Regions from separate parts of the Homo sapiens genome. Here region 2 is linked to region 1. The links are chromatin loops, found by intact Hi-C in ENCODE. Cell type or tissue: heart left ventricle. All regions are shown on one strand.

The links. Hi-C counts contacts between places; a loop is a spot of excess contacts. Peaks named below come from ENCODE experiments on the same cell type or tissue, not always from the same donor. Only the 100,000 strongest peaks of a DNase experiment are listed, where the experiment ranks them.
Region 2: a loop joins it to region 1, with 2.9 times the contacts of the local background. A loop is called at or near these places in 22 of 110 quality-filtered maps.

What each region holds. Positions count from the first base shown.
Region 1 is chr5:139,632,122-139,634,621 of GRCh38, forward strand. No RefSeq gene overlaps it. Among named protein-coding and RNA genes, the nearest start is that of CXXC5, 15 kb to the right of the region's middle. RefSeq lists an enhancer at 1,203-1,497. In heart left ventricle, CTCF peaks have their summits at 1,350 (motif pointing right) and 1,551; a DNase peak (open chromatin) is centred at 1,360.
Region 2 is chr5:139,843,242-139,845,741 of GRCh38, forward strand. PSD2 (pleckstrin and Sec7 domain containing 2) reads left to right here. Exons shown (of 15, transcript NM_032289.4): 15 at 1-1,225. Among named protein-coding and RNA genes, the nearest start is that of PSD2, 49 kb to the left of the region's middle. In heart left ventricle, a CTCF peak has its summit at 1,348 (motif pointing left); a DNase peak (open chromatin) is centred at 1,364.

The DNA of each region.
Region 1 (2,500 bases):
CCAGGCACACCTCTCCCTGCCCTGAGCCACTTGTTCTCAATTCTGTTTAAACTTCCTTTTTGGTACTTAAAAATCTTAAATCTTAAAAAGATGTCACCCTTCCCTAAACTTTAGAGCCTCTGGAAAATGTGAGTGGGGAGGGTTTGGTTTTTTGAGTTAAAACCTAGTCTTCAAATTGCCAGCTTTCCTTGGGTTTAAAGTTCTCCATAGAAAATGAGATTGCTTTAGAAGCTCCAAAGCTCCTGGGCCCTCTGACTTGGAGGTTTCTAGAAACAACCCACAAATACAATCTGACATTTGGGACGCAGAGCCAGCACCATCTTGGGTAAGAGAAGTGTTCCATGTTTGAGGTAGTTGGCAAATGCTAAGCTACCTATGTGGTGACAGTTGTCTGGAGCTTTTCCCATCTGATTAAGGGGCAATACTGATTTGGTCGTTGTGGGCAGTTTCTCCTCCTAGCCAGCATCACTGCCATCTTGGAAGGTGTGGCTACCTGTCATGTGTTGCACAGAGAGTCGAGGGGAGCTGGCCTCGTTTGAGAGGGCACCTGAGACTTTCAGTCACCTGCTGCAGAGTGACAGAAGGAACAAGGGAAACCAAGGCTTTCCCAAACTTGCCAGAGAAGGTGAGCTTTTTGGAAGGATGGTTCCAAGTGACCTCAGCTTAGTCCTCCTTTGGAGGAAACAAGGCAAGTTGGGGAGGCTCTGGTGCATAACAAGTTATAGGGCAGGTACTGTTTCCTGGATTCAACCTCCAAGCTTCATAAAAAGGCAGTTCCAGCCAGGCGTGGTGGCTCACGCCTGTAATCCCAGCACTTTGGGAGGCCGAGGTAGGTGGATCACCTGAGGTCAGGAGTTCAAGACCAGCCTGAGCAACATGGAGAAACCCCGTCTCTACTAAAAATACAAAATTAGCCAGGCGTGGTGGTGCATGCCTGTAATCCCAGATACTTGGGAGGCTGAGGCAGGAAAATCTCTTGAACCGGGGATGTGGAGGTTGCAGTGAACCGAGATCCGAGATCGCGCCATTGCATCCAGCCTGGGCAACAAGAGAGAAACTCTGACTCAAAAAAAAAAAAAAAGGGCGGGGGGCACTTCCTTTTGAAGTTTCAGATGTATATTGGAGGGAGCAGAATTCCTTTGTGATTTCTTCCTTAATACATTGTGTCCCTGAGGTGGTCCCTGTTCTTCCTGTCTCCTGTCAGCCCCCTGGCTCAGAGGACGGCTGAATGGAGTTGCATTTCAGTGCCCACAGATGGAGGTGATGACTGAAGTGTGTTTGCTTATGTGGGGAGTGAGATGATGGCTTTGGTGTCTGAGTGGATGCTAGTGCCTTGAGTGGCCAGCAGAGGGCAGTGGTGACCCATAGCTGTGACAACCGTGAGGCGTGTGGTCAGTGAATCTGCATGGGCACAACCTGAGAGGGGCTTTTGTTGGAGTGGGGAGATTCTTTCGGACTTAAGCTTTGTGCGTGGTATATCCAGAATCAGATGGGCCAGTGCCAAGTTCAGTCAGGTTCTCAGCCTTACAGTGAAGGAAAAGGTTAGTGACTTGTATTTCAGCCCAAAGCCTACTGGAAGTGTCAAGCTGCCAGCTCCCCTCTGCCCTCCCCGTTGCTATGGCAGCCATGTCTCTGTGTGTGAATAGGTGAACCAGGCTCCAGGTTAGGACCTCTGCCCACCTAGCTCCAGGTTACATGCAGGAAAAGATCTGTCTATTGCTGCATGTGAACAAGGAGATCCCATATTTCTAGCAGGTCACAGAGGCAGCAGTCCATTATCACTTGCCTGCCCACCTACCCTGGGCAACCAGCACATGGCTCCTTAGACCTTGAAGATGGAGGCCTGGGGACAGAAGGAGCAGAGTTGGGGGCTAGTGATAGGGCCTGGGAAATGTTCTTGTCTGTTTCAAGTTTATCTTGTATTTTGGGGCCCTGGTCTCCTCAGTCTTCCAGCCCAACAGGTGTGAGCGTCCAGGGCCACCACCCGGAAGCCAGCTGCCTCTTCATGGGGAAATCTTTGAAATTCAAGGCTTGGCCATCTGGATATGCAAATGTTCCAGATTTGCTGAGCCCACCAAGTGGCTGAGCCCCCCATGCCTGGGGCCTGTCAGCCACATTCTCCATGGCTCCCTCCTTCTAACAGGGACAGGGGCAGGCAGGGAATCTAAATTCCCAGGTCAAGGAGTTTATTTGGGAGCCCCAGGCAGGGCTGTGAGAATTAGCTACCACTGCCCCTAGATGGGGAAAGCTGCCTGGGTGCTGTTGGTACCTAGAACCTAAGCTTTTGCCTACTGATAGACTCTAAGGAGAACGGTGTATTGAGAGCTCCACGAGTCCTGCTGTAGTGCCTAATCATGTGAGGGATTTTGCTGGATCCAAAGGAATCTCAACTAAGAAAGTTTCTGGAATAAGGAGGGAAGCCTTGGGTCTAGCCTCGCTAGAGGGTGGGAGCTACCTGCAGGGAAAGCTGCTGACTTCCTATTATGTCAAACCCAGGCAA
Region 2 (2,500 bases), 210 kb after region 1:
GCACCTGGCCCCCTGGCATTCCTGACGCTCTAGGAGGGAAGGGGGAGGCAGTGCTGGCCTCCCTTGCCCTGTTTTTCCCTCTTCCAGCTGACCTGTGACTTATACTGCTCTTACCGATGATACTTTTGGAAAAAATAGAGCGTGTATGCACCGCCCCGTTTGTCCCATGGATATCCTGGGGTGTGAGTCGGATGGGACCACGGCCCTGTTTATATTTGGGTCTTTATGTTGGTGCTGCCAGGTCTCTGAGCTCCAGAGGTGGCCTCTTGGACAGATCTACTGCTATAGGAATAAAAGACACTCTGTCTCGCAAATGGCTGCTTGTCAACAAGCCCAAAGATGCTTGTCGGAGGACGGTTATGGAAGCCCTTAATTCTTGGTTGTGGGAAAAGGTGGAATGACAAGTTATTGATTGTTTTTCTGTCGCTATTTCTTTCATTTGTCTAGTGAATCAGAAAGGCTTAGCCAAGGCCACATCTGGGAAGAGTGGAGAAATTTGCCACTTGACGATCACGGATTAGCTAGCACCTTTAAGCCCTGCATTTCTCCAACTGACAAGTGGGTGGGGGTGATGGCACATTCAGTGTGGCTATGAAGAGCGAATCCTCTCTATTGTTTAAATAGATTACTGTAGTTTGGCCAGGAATTTGGCGTCAGTGGTAACACACTTAGTTAATAAAATAAGCCAGGCTTGCAACTAAGTATCTAACTTTACAGGCCCACTCACATTTGAGGCAAGGGGCTATTGAGTATGTGGAGAGATGTAGTGATTTAAATTCAGATTATTTAAGTTGGATCAGCTGAAGTGTGTTTTAGACCCAAACCATCTGGCCCCTTCGTTTTGCTCAGAGGAAGTAAATGTTCACTTAAATGAAATTGAAAACGCCATGTGGCACCACAAAAGAGCTCTCTGTACTTTCCCCATGCTGCCTCAAAAGTTCTGTGAGTTTCGGGGTCAGTGTCCCACCCTTCACTTCCCGAGGGCGGGTGAGTGGAGAGCAGAGCCAGGAGCTCTGGCAGCTGTGGACAGATGTGCTTCCTGAGCATGGGTTGTGCCTCCCATCAGTAAAAAAATGTTTAGTTCACTTCCTTAATTGTATAATTATTTATTTGTAAATTATATACATGTACTACTGTACTAAAATATTATGTACATTATAAAACATACACAAAAATAGAAATTTAAAAAAGATGAGATGAAAATAAATCTAAGTCAAAGTTCTAATAGTTCTTCCTGCATTCGAATGGATCCTCACCACCCACAACTGCTGCCTCCAACATGCCCATTTTCTAGGACTGTTCAAATTCAGGACTGGTGACATGCAATAAGTGGTTTGCGCCACCTGGTGGTCCTGGGAAGTGGCCTCGGGCTCAGGGACTTCTGGGGGTTGCCCCTTGAGGACGGTGTCTCTTGCGCCTTCATCCTCTCATTCAATGAGGGCCAACTGTGTGCTGCACGCTGGGCGGGGTGATGGGGATACGGTGGTGGGAGGAAGTTTGGCTGCCTGTCCTCGTGGGGCTCACAGTTTCGTGAGGAGAAGAACAGGCAGTTACCATTACCACTTGGGCCTCTGGGAGGGGCTGGAAAGAGAAGCCAAAAAATGACCTGGAAGAGAAAAGAAAGAACTGGGAAAGTGGGGATGAAGCCTCTGACTTGCGAAGCTGCCTGAATGTCGTCCTACGTGTTCCAGCGACGGGGCGGTGGTAGGGAAGTAGCTTGACAGGACTGCGACTCTTCCTGAAAGGCCACTGGGAAGGCTTCCCCAGGCAGAGGTTTGAGAGGCAGAGTGGAGAAGGGGCCTCTCTGGCCACATGTGTTCCCGGGTCCTAATCATACCTGTGAAATGAATGGGTGGATGACAGGTGAGGAAAGAACTCTGTTAGGTTCTGGCCTTGGACTCTCCGCACATATGGCAGGTACTGTAGGATTCAAAGCATATAATGAAGGTACCCGATGCTCATGCAAAGATCGGTGAGTTCACCAAGAGGTCATTCAGAATCAACCGAGGGCCACATAGAGATTGGTGGGTTCATTGGGTGGCTTCTGACTCTAAAATTTAGAAAGCAACAGCAACCTAGAGCCCCCAGAAAGGTCACACGAGGACAATAAGCTGGACCACACAAAGGTCAATGGGTTCCCCAAGAGTTCATATGGAGTTAATTTGGGATCCTACAGAAGCCACAAGTCACAGAGAAGAATAACTGGCTCTCAGAGAATTTTAAAGTCAACTACGAAACCAGAGACAGCAGAGGGGCCTGGATGAGATCAACAGAAGGGGGCCGGGAGGGGCCAGTGAGTTGCAGGTTTATGCAGGATTGAGTTCATTATTTTCCTTTTTAAAATTTTTTGTAGCAGATACTTTTTCCCAGCACCCCCACAATAAATACAATAACTTTAATTTGTTCTTTATTTTTTTCCATCGACTCCCTCTCATCTAGTTTTTGTCACTCTGGCTGTGTGATACAAGGATGCAAGGCACAGGATATTGTCATCACCACC